Regions from separate parts of the Homo sapiens genome. Here region 1 is linked to region 2. The links are chromatin loops, found by intact Hi-C in ENCODE. Cell type or tissue: tibial artery. All regions are shown on one strand.

Region 1 (8,000 bases), 130 kb before region 2:
ATGGGGTTCCAAGTTACTTTGGTTGCAAAACTAAAGATTTTGTTTTGCTGTATTTTATGCCAACTTTTAGATGAATTTCTCTTTCACTCATACTCATGGTCATCAAATATTACAGTTACGTTTGAGGCACCTCAGATTGACTTGTGTCTTAACATGAAACAAATGCTAGCCAAAGTTCGTGCAGTGCTTAAGCCATTCTACAATTGTCAACATAAGCTATCCATGAATAAAGAATTTATTTTACCCTTCATTTTGACTATCTTATATGTGGCATTTTCAGTAATTATTCCCCTAAGAGTACTTATTAGCACAACTCTGATTTTTCTGTTATATATTGGGGGTTCTTCAGAACTGCAAGGTGAAAGAAGGAATATTTCTCTTGAACAGAATCTAATTTTAATGTCTCCTTATTAAATATATATTGGGGAACGGACAAGATGACATTGTCAGGTTCTTAAAAGCAATTCATAACATGGACTAGTAGGTTAATTAGCCCATTTTGCTAAAAAAAAGTAAGAAAACAAACTGATTTTCATGGAAGCTTGAGAATGTTGAGTTATTTTTATGTTCAGAAGCACTGTTTATGTGTCTTTAATATACTGTATAAACCTACAGTGAATTGCTTTGCATGTTGTTAAAAGATATTTTACCAGGGATATTTCTGTATTTGGCGTATACTCTGTAGTAACAGAGGTTAATATCTTATTTTCAGAAGAAAAATGATCAGTATGTAGTTTGGTTTTTATAAGTTTCTTTTCTTCTAAGGGGCATGGAATTTTGGCCTTAGCAAATATAAGCGATGTAGTGGAATTGAGAATGTATGAATTTCAGAATATTTATAAAAACGTTATTTCTCCTATTTGTCATTTATATTGTCAAGCCCTGTCTCATTTTTCCTGGACCAGGATTTCCAGATGTTAAACTCAGTTCTTATTTCTAGATCTTCCTTGTATTTATCTCAGGAATTCTAAGTATCTGCTTTATGTCCCATAGTTCCTGACATTCCTGCTTCCAACTGAGGGAGAAGTGATCTCTACTGATAGCTTTCTTCAGTGGAGGATCTTGGTTTCTTTCAGGTAGTAGTTCTGACAATTTTTGACTTTAGGGCCCTTATAGTCTTAAAAATTATTTAAGACCTCAAAGAGATTTTGTTTATATAGATTATATCTATCTACATTTACCATAATGAAAATCAGAGATGAACAAAATTAAATATTGATTTATTAATTTTTACAGTAGTTATAATAAACTTGGCATATATTAACATAAACAAGTTTGTCTAAAAGTAGCTATATTTTCAAAAACAAAAAAATTCAAGAGGAAGATGGCATTGTTTTTAATTTTCACCAACCTTTTTCTTGCCTGGCTTGATAGAAGATGGTTACGTTTTCATATCTGCTTTTGCATTTTTAATGTTGTTTTGGTTGAAGTATATGAAGAAAATCTGGTCTTATAAACATATGCAGTTGGAAATGAAACAAATATTTTAAAATGCTTTTTATATAATGAGAACATTCTTTGATTCTATACTAGAACTCAACAAATACTAGCACTCTAAATACTAGATGCAATGTGGAATCCAAAAGCATATCAAGTATTTTTGTACTCTGTTATATTAAAATCTATGTTGCACTTTTTGTAATTTTATGCATTGGTCATTTGGAAAATATTGTGTCATGGAGTTAGAAGTTATTGCATTATTGACATTTGTTACTATAACTACAGATTAAATCAGAAAAAGTCTTTAAATGTTGAGAGTCTGTTAAGCTAACAGTGGCAGATAACAAGTACTCCAAGTTTCTAATTTTTGCTTGAAATCTTGAATTTTATCATTAGCAACATATCCTGTTAGTTGTTTTCCTTGAAAAGGCAGGCTCACGTTATTTTTCAAGAAGATGTTTGCCAAATATCCAAGTTTGAATAACTGTGCTTTATCTCTTAGTCATTATTTTAAGTAAAAATGGTGTTCCATGAAAAAACGGCTCATTCGACTCACACCTCAAACATTTGTGCAAGTGATCTTTCTTGAGATATCCTTTGTAGTTTGGTATGCGATAGAAGTGGTATATGGTTGTGCACTTCCTATTTATATCACATAGGATATTAAAAATTTTGTACTTAAGCCTTAAGACTTAATAAAATTAATAATTGTTACGCTTTAACAGGACTTTTTTATTGCAACTGGCTTTTAAAAATTATTGTCATTACCATAAGTGTGTAGGACAGTGAAGAATATGATGACTCCTAGTACAGTTGAGTGCCACTGCCTTGATTCATGTGGAAGCCCAGCAGTTTAACTCACCATTGCCTTTTTGCCACCAGTGCGAATATCAACACAGTGAAAAAGGTGAAAACATCTTCATATTAGGGTGAGAATAGTTTTGACCTTGCAGAGCCCCTTTAAGAGAATGGGTCTTAGGTGTCTTCAGGGATTCACAGGTTAAATTTCGAGAACTATTACTATAAGTCATGCATATACAGGAAGATGGATATAATTTTAAGAATGTGTGTGTATTATATGTGTGTATATACATACTCATAATATGTATATATTATGAGTGTATATATATTATACATGAGATGTATATATTATGTATATGAAATGTGTGTGTGTGTGTGTGTGTGTGTGTGTGTATATATATATATATAAACTTAAAATAATTTCAGAAAATGACTTGAGTAATCCTCATGGTATTCCAGAGAGGTAGGTGGTGATTAGAATATCTGCCTGAGATATAGAGGAATCATGTCAGTGTAGCTATGCCATTTTGCCCATGACCAAGTAAGAGGAGTTGCTGAAAGGGCTAGAATCCCGATTCAGAATGAAACCCACAGGACAGCCAGTATCAACCTAGACTAAAACAGTATTGAGCATTCTAGTTTTTCTCATCTTGTATACAAACTTGAAGTCTTCTCTGAAGTCTTGTATTTAAAAAAATATGGCACACTGGGACAATACAATTGATCCTTGATCAATGCGGAGGTTGGGCAACCAACCCCCATGCAGTGAAATGTCTGTATGTAACTTTTGACTCCCTTAAAGCTTAACCACTAATAGCTTACTGTTGCCTGGAAGCCTCACTGATAACATAAACAGTCAATTAACACTTATTTCGTATGTTGTATATATTATATACTGTATTCTTACAATAACGTAAGCCAGAGAAAAAAAGTGTTATTAAGAAAGTCATAAGGAAGGGAAAATGTATTTATTATTCATTAAGTGGGAGTGGATCATCATCAAGCTTTTCATTCCCTGTTGTCCTCACAGTGAATAGGCTAAGGGAGAGGAGGCGGAGGAGGAGGGGTTGGTCTTGCTGTCACAGGGTTGGCAAAGGCAGAAGATCCATGTATAAATGGATGCACACAGTTCACATCTGTGTTGTTCAAGAGTCACCTGTGCTTGGAAGGAGCAGGCCTGAAAGACCTGTGCATGCTGATCACGGAGAGGTGAGGGATTAGATAGCAATAAGGGGAAAGGACACTGATTTTATTAGTCGTCTAATGAATGCCAGGTACTGTTCATTGTACTCACATGTTAACCCCTTTAATTCTCACAACAACTTATGAAGTCACTATTATCCACCTCATTTTAGAGAGGAAGAAATGGAGCCTCTGATATTAAACAATGAGCCTGAAACAACATCACTTCTATGGGTTGGAGTATGAATTCAAACCATTTGAATTCTATAGGTAGAACTCCAACCCATGGAATACTACCATTTTATTGTAATATAGTGTCTTCATATCTGTATTCACCAGCCTCTTGGGCTACATTGTTAACTGGTTAACTGTTACTATATCTGTCTTCTAAACATATTTCTGAATATACACGTGTATAGTCAGGTTCAGTTTTTACCTTTCTGAGGAAAATAAACAGAATTTTGTATTCATTCATCCACTAGAGGGCACAAGAGTGCTAATTTGTTAAGTTGATAATGATTGATGAGTAGAGTTTAAATTAATATGATTGTAGTATGATTTATAATCATATGTATGTACTATAGGAACTTGCATATGAAAAGTTATGAACAACCATCTAGTAATTATTCTTGGTAAGAAAGATGCTGTGCCATCTTTTTATTGGAAACCAGAGACTGCTTTTTCCACAAAATATGAAAAATAAATAACATTTAGTTAAACTTAGATGTGTGACTGGTGGTTGAAGAGAGGGACCATGTGATATGCACTGGCAAGATAAGCTGTGAACCAAGTCAAAACTTACATTCTATTCTAAGTTTTCTTCTCGTTTTTTTTTTCATAATACATGCCAGTTTTGACATTATTAATTTAACTTTGTTGTGATGTGTTTGATGCAATGTTGTTCGAAATAACGGATGGATTTACCTAAGACATTACTTAAGTTTTAAAGGAAAATGTTAAGATAGCTTTTTGTATTTGGTTAATGCTTGTGTTAATCATTATTTATTATTCCAGACTTGTCATTTAAATATGACTAGGTATGGGGAGTCTTTTAATATAACTGATACATCAAGTTCCTTATTTATGTAATTACCATGTGGGTAATTTTTAGTAAAATTGTGAAATACATTTTTTAAGAAGAACAAAACTGTGAACTGTGAAATAATTGCATAATGTTTGCATGATATTTGCCATTAGAGTATTTGTATTTGAAAAGAAATTTGGGATATTGTCCTGATTTATTTTTCTTAAGACTCCTGTAAACTTTGGATCATGATGACTGTGAAGAAGTTTGAAATTCCATTGGCATCATATCCATGGCAATTGTGAAGTTTTGCCAATTAGATTCTTACACTATATATTACATGTAATGCTTTTTGTTTTTGTTAAGTTAGAGTTTGTAAATGAAGGAATCTAAAATAGTTTTTCATTTCACTATTTTTAGATATACAATGAAGAATGTTCTTGAGCTCTACTTAAAGAAATTTTTTTTTCAGACTGAAAACCTCTGAAGGATTAGTGAAATAATACATTTTTATATGATTCTAATTTTGAGAAAGTGTGGCTGCTGGAACAAAATGGTCCAGAGTTTATAACCTTCTTTGCTCTGATACATACAGGCATATATGATATAATATAGCTTAACCTCTTTGAACATTAGTTGACTGCTCTATATAATTGGATTACAGCATTGCTGTAGGATGGTAGGCACTAAGGATACAAAGATGAGTCATGAGTAGTTCTGTCTTCAAGGATGGCCATCTATGGGGAGTGCTATACAAGTTAGCAAAAGATTACAGTGTGGTATGATGAGGGCCTAGTAAAGTGATGCAAACTTGCTACTCTGTCCTCACTTAAAAGGGTGGTAACTTAGTCTGTGATGTATTCAGGGAAGATCCTTCAGAGGAGGTAAGACTTGGACTTAAAGAATAAACAGTAGAGAGTTTGGGGTGCTGGGAGGAAGGAGCATATTTTAGGCAGAAGAAATAACATGGGACAAATCAGGGTGGAATAGGACAGTAGACTTTTAAATTGTAAGAGTATGGAATAAAGACGAAATAATGTAGGAGAAGTTGGAGATACAAGATGGGATCAAAATCATGTCTCTTGAATGTATATTAACAAGCTGGAATCTTATTTAGATTATAAGGAGCCATTTGCAGGTTTTCACTTAGGAGTGCTCTTGCATTTTAGGAGGATCACTGAAATAAGACTTAGAGAAGTTGGAAGATACTGCAATAGATACTGTGGGAAGAGGTGTAGCTGAGACAAGGCTGTAGAGTAAGCCTCGAGACAGTGATCAGCAGATTTTGGGGCTACCTAAGTATAGGATTAACAGAAGGAATGAAATCAATAGGTATAATTTTGAATCTGCAGACTTGGCAGTTAGAAATAAAGCCAGAAAAAGCTAGAGGAGACAAAGGTGACTCAAAGGTGACTTTTGGGCTTCAGGTTTGGCTGACTATGGAAAATGGAGGAGAGGGGAAAGCTTTTTTGCAGTGATTTTTAGCTAGAGATGGAGATTAAAACAAAATAAAATACAACTTTGAAATAATGTTTGATTACTTCCAATGTGCCAGAGATATAGTGAGGTTTTAAATGTGACATATTTAATTATCTCAGTATCCCCTTGAGGTATTATCATCTCTAATGGACCATTGAGGAGGCAGATTTAGAGAGGTCATTATCTTAACTAAGACCGCATAGCTGGAACTGATAGAACTTGGAATTGAGCTTAATTCTATCTGACCCTAAATTACAGCCTTTTCCATTCTATTACTCTGGGTATCATCTCATATATAGTACAGTTGAAGCGATGAGTATAAATGGAAATGATAAAAAGAGAAGAGAACAAGAGAAGAGAAGATGGTCAAGGGTAGAACTTGGGCAAATAACATTAGATTACATGGAGCCTACCAGGGATATAGAGAAGATGCAGCCACAGGGAGGCAGGGAAATTAGAAATAGCATTACATCCAAGACAAAACCATTAGAATCAAGCTTGAAGGCTCTCATTCTTTCCCACCCCCACATTCTGTCGATTAGCAAATTCTGTTTGCTCCGCCTTCAGAATATGTATAGATTCTGACCATTCACTCTGGTCCAAGCTACTCACATCTCTTGTGCTGTAACGGTGTTTTTCACATCTAGTCTTGTTGCCGTAGTGTCTTTTCTCCAAACAGCAGTTAGATTGTCATTTTCTGCTCAGAACTATCCAGTGGTCTTTCTTGCCATTCAAGAATACAATCCAAACTCATTACCATGGACTACAAGGATGCACATGGCTCTCACACAGGCTATCCCTCTAGCCTCTTCTTCTACATCCTCCTGTGAACCATAGTGCCAGCCACGAGCTGAACAGTGCTTTCTCTATGGAATTTGCACTGACTGCTCACCTTCCTGAGATGCTTTCTCCCCAGATGTTCATCACAGTGTCAGAAGGACCCAACCAACCTTTCTGAAATGGCATCTTGCATTATCACATTCTACCTTTTTATTCTCTTTTTATTGATAGGACATTATCACTTGTGTATTAGTCAGTTCTCATGCTGCTAATAAAGATATGCCCAAGACTGGGTAATTTATAAAGGAAAGAAGTTTAATTGACTCACAGTTTCACATGTCTGGGCAGGCCTTACAATCATGGCAGAAGCTGAATGAGGAGCAAAGTCACATCTTACATGGTGGCAGACAAGAGAACTTGTGCAGAAAAACTCCCATTTATAAAACCATTAGATCTCATGAGACTTATTCACTACCATGAGAACAGTATGGGGGAAACCTGCCCCCATAATTCAGTTATCTCCACATGGCCCCACCCTTGACACATGGGGATTATTGCAATTCAAGGTGAGATTTGGGTGGGGACACAGGGAAACCATATCAACTTGAAACATTAAGCTTAAGTGTGTGCTTTGTATTTATTGCCCCTAAAACCCCTGTCCTGCACCCAAACTTCATGAAGGTAGAGATTTTGCCCTTTTTAGTTCAATCCTGGATCCCCAGTGTGTAGGACATAGTTAATGCTGAACAAATGTTTGAATGAATGAGTACAGTCAGAGTGGACATTAAAACAAGTAAATCAGATCATATCGCCCCCACTTTTAACCCTCCCACCCTAGCTGCCTCCTATCACTGTCAGAATAAAAGCCAAACTTTGTACCATCATCTGCAAGGCCTTACATGATCCAAGCCTTGGTAAAGACTGGCCTCTAGCCTTACTATTCCACCCTGGTTGACTATGTTCAAGCCACATTGGCGTTTTTGTTCTTGGAACTTGCTAAGCTCATTTCTTCCTCTTGCTACTTCCTTTGCCAGTCACTCCTCCTACATAGTTGGCTCCTTTTGATCCTTCAGATTTTTGCTCAAGTATTCCTTCTTGAGCCAATCTGGACTACCCTTTCTTAAAATGGTTCCTCTGATACCTGCCCCTCCATCTCAGATCTTCCCAGGACCCAGGCTAATTTTTAGCATCATAGTTGTCACTAACTAAGCAATGGTGTTTATTTATTTACTTATTAATATTCTCTCTCCTGAACTGGATTATCAACTTCATGAGGGCAAGGGCTTAGATTTCT
Region 2 (8,000 bases):
GACCAAACAACACACAGAAAACAAATTACTAGCCTTGGCAATAGATGTGTTCAGAGGATCATCATTTGTGAATCATATGAATGTTTTCAACTCTTGACTATGAACTTTTCATATTAACCTTTTGACTATTAACTTTTTGCTAGTTATGTAACTTTGGCATGCTTCTTGGACTCTCTGTCCTGCTTCTGTCTCTTTATCGGCATATTGAGAAAAATAATAGGGATGTTGAGAGGATGAAGTGTGTAAATACAAGTCATCCATTATTTACAGTGCCATATACAGATGCACAAATAGACAATCATATTTTAGTTTCTCTATGCCAAATTTTACTTCATAAGTTATCTAAAATTTCAAACTTCCTATGGAGATGTTATTCTTACGTCATTCATTATGTCCCTGGGCTACTTTTTTTCTACTATCTGGAAGACAATCAGTACAGACTTATTTGGCTTGCAAATGTGCCTAATAAGAAGGCTTTTGGAGTAATGCAATAGAGATTTTGATATGGTCTTGTCCTCGTAGAACTTATAACTATTAGAGGAGAAAAAATAAATACATGGGAAAATTAGAAGGAAAAAACGTAAACAATAAAAGTCATGCTATTATTAAGCCATATTATAGGCAGTATATCATAAATGCTATAACACTTTAGAAAATGGAGATGTGACCATAGTTATCCAATCATGAAGTGATAAAAGTATTAAATTGGGACTTAGGAGGGTAAGGCTTTAGTTTTAGTCATACTACTAGTTGGCTTTGTGACCTTAGACAAATCATGTCCCTTTCTAGGACTTAGTTTTCATCATTACAAAATTGAAAGATTCAACAAGTTTATTAGTTATGTAATTCATCAAGAAGTTAGGAGTTAAACTGCTTTTAGAGATTTCCTGTTGTTTTTTTGTTTGCCTTGTTTGTGTTTTTTGAAGGACATGTGAAAATGTAAAGGACTTCTATGTAGGAATGGATACAGTATATTCACCAGACAGTAAGTAGTAAGTATGATTTTGAGAGTGTCAAAGGAATAACAAAGTGATGCATTTTATGTTTTAAAAACAGTCAAGAGGACTTTTGTTCTTAAGTCCATTAAAAAAATTAGATAATAGACTATGACTCTGTCTCAAATACAAATTATTCTAAAGTAAATAGAGTATCAGAGAATGGAGCTATGGGAGAGAAAATAATTTTTTAATACTTAATATATTAGTTGCATTTTAAGTAATTAATACAGGTAAGAGATTTGGAGAGGTAAGAATAACACTCCTCCCCTTCCCTCCCCAACTTCATGACCAACTGAAAGATAGACATGGAAATCACACAGATGAAGAATGAAATAGTTTTATTATTGATGAGACCTGAATTGCACATACAATTGCATATACTTAAGTGTATAGTCACAAGGTTTTCATTATTCTAAATCAGTGGTTCTCAACTGAGGATAATTTGTGTCCACGTCAGTTCCCAGGGACATATGGCAATGTCTGTAGACTTTTTTTATTGTTAACACTGGTGGGTGGGGCGGGGGTGGAGGGGGATGCTACTGCTAATAGCGACAGAGGCCTGGGATGCTGCTCAGCATCCTACAGCGCAACAGACAGCCCTACACAGCATAGAATTTTTAATTATCTGGCCCAAAATGTCAACGATGCTGAGATTTAGAAACCTTGTTCTAAATTAGTCTTATTCCCAACCCTCATCACTCTCCAACTGGATAATTTCAGGTTTTCCCCCTGGAGTCAGGCAGACAACTTTAGGCAAGACAGACAGAAGACTTAAGTCTTCCTTCTCCTCCATACCCTCTGCCCTGTTGTAGCCTGTTAGACCCAAAATACTGACCTGAGCAGGCTCTTTCCTTTTCCTCCAATTCATCATCAAATGAGAATGAGAAGCAGAAAGAGAAACCAACGATACTGTAATGAAGCTACCTCATGGAAATTCAAGACCAGGAACATTCAGTTTTTCTCTAACGATGTTCAAATAACTATCTCCTTTGCTGGCCATGCTTTATGATTTCTCATGGTCATCTAAAATTATGGCTCACCAGGCTTGAGGCCTACATAGACACAGAGACTTAGATGAAATGTCAGATAGGGTCCTGGAGAGAAACTGTAGAAGAAAGCTAACAGCAAAAAATTCTATCTTTTTGCATTGATTAGTGTGAAAGGTGTCCCTATGGTAGAGAGAAGATCATGCTGTCCTTTAAAATTGTTGGTCAACTTTGCCTTGGTTGACTGCTCAGCAGATGTGCTCTTCCATTTACCTGGTTGTCAATTTCATTTCCATATCAGAACTGAGATGATAGTTTCTGAATTAAGGGAATACCTTTAGGTCCAAGTAATTTGCTTCAGAGTATCGCCTTAATTTAAATGGGATTCCCTTTTAAAGAGAAGCTTATATTTCTTATGTCATGCTTTCCTTTATTGAAAAGAGCTCGTATATTAAGTGTTAAATGTATATTTAATGAAAGAAGAACAAATGAATATAAATAATGTAGAGGTAGATCACGAACAATCTTGGGAGGAAGTCAGAAATTTTGGACTCAAAACAAGAGGAAATAGATGCCAAATGCAATGATATAATGGGAGCAGTGTTTAAGAAATAAATTAACAATTATTATTGGGTATCATATATTCTTTCCAACTATATTGCAAGATGGAAATTATTACAATTTTTCCAAAGGAAACAGAGACTTTGAAAATGTTAATGAAATTTAGGTAAATTTTAAAAAATTATTTACAGTTCATAAAACAGTCTCAAGTAATGATAAGGTGGTAAAGCTAATCATTAAAAAAAGACAGTGTTACTGGGAGGAGAAACTGGCTTAGAACGTTTAAGTTGTTTTTAATTTTAACTCAATCATAATTTAAGTGTAATGAGAACACTTAACACACAGTATTTACTGTTATATGTCACTAGTAATATTAAATCCCTTTGGTTTATCTGTTGTTTTAAATTAGCCATGCAAGTTGTCCACCTTTTGGATACAAATATATTTAATCTATTTCAGGGCCGTATTTCCTAACGATAGTAATGACTGTGCGTATGAATGCGGTAAAATTCTGTAGGTGTTGCCATGCAAATCTGGGTGTTTGGATGCATAAATTAAATAATTTATGTAAAGTACTTATCAGAGATTCAGGCACAAAGAGCTAAAATATTAGTAGTATAAGCCTTCACTGTTAACATTAAGTCTTTATTTTGAATCTAGACTCAAAACCAGATGATTTCAAATACCTTCAAAGATTTCATCACTAACCTTAATTCTCCATAATCTATTTTTGGTTAACTAAGTTAACACTTTTCTCTGGGGCTTAAGGGTCAAGTGAACAAGTTTGAGCAGACCCTAGATGATTTCGATATAACTTCCTAAGAAAGGAAGGATACCCTCTACTCATCCCCACTCCTTTGTGAAGCAATGGGGAGAATAATCAGATGTCTTTCATCTGCTTTTTTTAACCTCTTTCTATTTTGTAGATCTTGACATTTCACCAAGCTTCCTATATGAAGAAGAAACACATGGATATGAACATATCCAAGGTTTTAATGTTTCAAATAAGAGATTTGTCATATATGTTAAGCCTTTCTTAGGATTCCATATCATATCTTGTTATATCAAGAAATGTTTATAGTTTTACTAACTTGTAACATGGTTGATTTACTGGGAAAGTGGTTCTCAGCTCTGGGGCATGTCTCATACTATAAATACTGACCCATCGTCTGCCATGTGCAAGGCCTATTTTAGGTATTGGCAATATTCCAATAAGCATGATAAAAATTGTTGACCCTCTTGGAGCTGGCCTGAATCCTCCACCAAGCTTCAAGAGAGTAGAGTTTTAAAATTTTTAATTTCCTGACCTGGTCCATAATTATCAACCCAAACCTCAACAGGAGCAGTCCTCTAATAGGTTGATTGTTCCTTGAGTGCAGTTACTGTATATTATTAAGCCTCATAATTATATCCAAAAGTGTCTGCCGTGTGGTAGACATGCAATAAAAATTTGATCGATTCAGTCTTTTAATAAGTATTTTAATGCTATATGCCAGGTATATGGTGGTTAACATAAAATAAGCTTATTTCCTGACCTCAGCGAGATTATAGACTGGTGGAGAAATCAAATAATTACATCATAGGTTACATAAGAACTATGCAAGGAACTGACAGTTTTCTGGGAAAGAGAATAACAGAGCAAATGGGTGATAGAGGTTATACATAGACATGATGATTAAGAAAACCTTCTTTCTCCTGTAATCCCAGCACTTTGGGAGGCCTAGGCGGGCAGATCACGAGGTCATGAAATTGAGACCATCCTGGCTAACACGGTGAAACCCCGTCTCTACTAAAAATACAAAAATTTAGCCAGGCGTGGTGGCAGGTGCCTGTAGTCCCAGCTACTCAGGAGGCTGAGGCAGGACAATGGTGTAAGTAAACCCTGGAGGCAGAGCTTGCAGTGAGCCTAGATCGCGCCACTGCACTCCAGCCTAGGCAACAGAGCAAGACTCCGTCTCAAAAAAAAAAAAAAAAAAAGCAAGCAAACAAACAAACAACAACAACAAAACAACAAAAAAGAAAACCTTCTTTCAGGAATTGATTATTAAATTGAGACTTAAAGTAAAAGATCCAGCCATTTAATAAGGGCATGCGTTTTAGTAACTAAAAGGTCATTGTGGCTCAAATTTAGTGTGTAAGGAGTCAGGCAGAGCTAGGAGAAGAAGGCAAGCATCTTTCAGGTCATAGGAGGAGCTTAAATGCAGTATTAAGTACAAAATAAAAGCCACTGAGGGTCGGTTCCTGCTTCTCTCGGCCTTGTAAAGAAAAATTGAAGAGGCCTAGGGACAATGAAGACAGACCCTACTGGAAAGTGGGTATAAATGTCTAGGCAAGAGAGGATGCTTTATTAGACAATGAGGATTGCAGTAATAATAGATAGTTTATGGTAAAATCAGTAGGATTTGCTATTGAATCCATGGGCTGAGGGAAAGAGATGAATCTACCATAATTTATACGTTTTTTTAGCTTGAACATTCTGTTTGTTAATGGTACCATTTATGTAGATGAGTTGGTCAATAAAAAAACAGATTATGGAGAATTAAGGTTGTTGATGAAATCTTTGAAGGTATTTGAAATCATCTAGTTTTGGGTCTAGATTCAAAATGAAGATTTAATGTTAATAGTGAAGGCTTACACTACTAACATTTTAGCTCTTTGCGCCTGAATCTCTGATAAATACTTTATGTACATTATTTAATACTTTCCAACTCTAAGATGCATTCAGCCTTAGTCCCAGTTTACAAATGAAGAGATTGAAGCTGAAAGAAGTTAGGTGATGTTCCCAGGGTCAGACAGTTAGTATGGCAGAGTCAGGACCTGAGCCCAGATCTATATCTGCCTTCTGAGCCTTAAGCTCTTCCTCCCCAAACTTCACTGCCTCTCATTACAAAGTTGAGGCATTTTATATATCTCTTGCTAGATAAAACTCTGATGTCTTTCCTTTATCTGTTTCTGTGTCTTGTTTGTACGATTCAAGTCATTGAAATGAGAATTCAGTTAGTTACCTGATTGAATCAAACTAGTTAGCAATCTAGTTTAAGATTCTAACAGGCTGATGAGGCAGATTTTTATGGTTAAGATGGTAGGTTGTTTTCGTTCAATGTACCAAATATTTTCCATCAGCAACACTCTGCTGTCTGTGACAGGTCAAAGGTATCTTTTTTTATTTGCTAAGATCTATGAAATGGTCTTCTGGGTCTAATGTGCCTTAACATTTTTAGGGCCCTGTAAATAGAATTTATGCCTTAATCTCAGGATTTATTAAATGATAAGAAAGCAGTTCATTTAAAAGAATGCCTCCCAGTACAAAGAAACAGTCTTGGACTTCTACGAAATTATAAATTATTGAGTGAATTCATCAGTTTCTTTGTATATTGAAATTAGCTACTTATGATGGACAGTGAACGAGCATAAATGTGTTATCTGAACAGGGCAGGCTTCCCTAACCAATATTTGTAAAGAAAATATAAACTCCACAGCCGTACCCTGGTCCTTAAAAAGTATTAATGGACTTATTCAAGAGTTAGCAGCAAATATATGTGGTTACTGGTTACTTAACGATGGTTATATCAATACACTGCTTTTGATTTTTTAACTTTTTTGAAAACATTGAATGTGAGTGCAATGCAGATTTATCTGGAAAGTATACATATTCATGCAACCTTAGCATATCATGTAGCAGTTTTCTGTTTTGAGTCATTATCTATAATCCGTTTCTTACATTTGAATTCACATCAATCCTCTAGGCATTTATTCACCTAGCATACATAACCTACCATAGGCAAAGTCCTGTTAGATTCTTGGGAGACAAAAATTAATAAAACATAGCACCTTTCTACAAGGAGCTAATTGTAGCAGGTAAAATAAACCAATCAACAAATGATAATAATAAAATGTGATAGAGATCTATAAAATATATTAATCTTCAAGGGATTCAGTTGCAAAGTACTATGTAAACATGAATTGAAAAAGAGAGGATATGGTTTGGCAAATAATGCCAGTGGCCAGTGAAATCTTCCTAAGACGACATGTCATTTGAGTTGGACTTTTTCAACTCAACTGGCATTTTCCTGCTAGAAAAAGGGGAGATAGGTCTTGGAAGATGGGGAACAGCTTGTAACAAGATACTAGAAGTATTAATTTATGGAGTCTTTGGAGACACTCTAGATTGGTCTGCATGGTAAAATTGAAAGGTATTTAGGGGAGATGGCAGATGAGGAGACTGGAAAGAGAAGCTGGGGCTAACTTTAGAAAATAATAAGTGCCATACTAAGTAGTTTGAATTTCATCTTGTCAAACAAGAGTCATAAAGGGTTTTTAAGATTAGTGACTTGATCAGTCCGTGTTTTAGAAAGAGATGCATTATTAGAATTATTTGGAGGAGAGAGACTCTGTTACACACTATGCTATGAACATGAACACATAGTTTCTAAGTTCATAGTGTCTGTCTGGGTCCAAACTCCTTGTTGTGTACACTATACTTCCCTACCTCAACAAGCTATCTTAATTTCCCCAATGTGGATTGAACATACCAGATCACAGAGACAGATTGCATCAAGCACAAGTCGATTCAGCCACCTTTTATAAAAACATACTCACCTTCCCAGGAATATCCTGACCTATCACTCTAGAAGCGAGTCCCCACATCACATGTTACCTTAACGTAACACAACATCCACACAGTATTGCTGACTAAGAGGTCCCTTCGATTTTTACTGAAGCGTCTCAGTTGCCTCTTCCTTTCCCCCTTTGCTTTTGCAGCCCCAAATTCCCTTCGTGAAATTCACACTTTCTTCTTTCTTAAGTTACAGATATCAGACTGACCTTATCCTTCCTTACTTTGTTACAACCTTTGTATTTTCCCAGGTTGTAAAACACAGAAAAAGTTTATAGATTCCTGTGCGAACCATCTTTCTCAATCTTGAGGAAAGGTAAACAGTTCTACCTGGGCTTTTGCTATGTGTCCATTGTTACAAAGGACACAAGAGTTTGTAGGACCTCACAGCTGACTGCCTATTCTTGGGCTTTCCAAAGCTCCTTTGATACTTAAATGAAGTAAGACATAATTCACATAAAAGGAAAGACTCATGTTTATTGAAAACAACCATCAACCCTTACAATCTTCCTTTCTGGAGAGCTACTCAAATGTGCCCAAATCACCTAAATACAAAATATTTGCAAAAGTTTTCACAAGTTATTGCAACAGTCTGCATGAGCTGGTTGGTTTACTAAGCTGCTTGGTGTGGAGGTGGACAGGTTTGACAGATGTCTGCGGTACTTGGTAGTAGAATGACTCTAATACTTGAAGAAGAAGGAATCAAGGATGATTTAGTCTGTAACTGGGATAAAATATTTAGAAAAGAAAAACAGGTTTTAGAGAGAAGATGGGTGTGCTGTGAGGTATCCAGGTATACTTCCAAATAGATAGTCCTGTTAGTAGAGTTGAACAGATGGC

The links. Hi-C counts contacts between places; a loop is a spot of excess contacts. Peaks named below come from ENCODE experiments on the same cell type or tissue, not always from the same donor. Only the 100,000 strongest peaks of a DNase experiment are listed, where the experiment ranks them.
Region 1: it touches region 2 in a loop (2.6-fold over the local background); 68 of 110 quality-filtered maps call a loop at or near these places.

Annotation. Positions count from the first base shown.
Region 1 is chr4:72,465,011-72,473,010 of GRCh38, reverse strand. The region is part of intron 3 of ADAMTS3 (ADAM metallopeptidase with thrombospondin type 1 motif 3); the gene reads left to right. Among named protein-coding and RNA genes, the nearest start is that of ADAMTS3, 100 kb to the left of the region's middle. In tibial artery, a CTCF peak has its summit at 3,911 (motif pointing right); no DNase peak of the experiment used is centred here.
Region 2 is chr4:72,330,371-72,338,370 of GRCh38, reverse strand. The region is part of intron 5 of ADAMTS3 (ADAM metallopeptidase with thrombospondin type 1 motif 3); the gene reads left to right. Among named protein-coding and RNA genes, the nearest start is that of ADAMTS3, 230 kb to the left of the region's middle. In tibial artery, no CTCF peak of the experiment used is centred here; no DNase peak of the experiment used is centred here.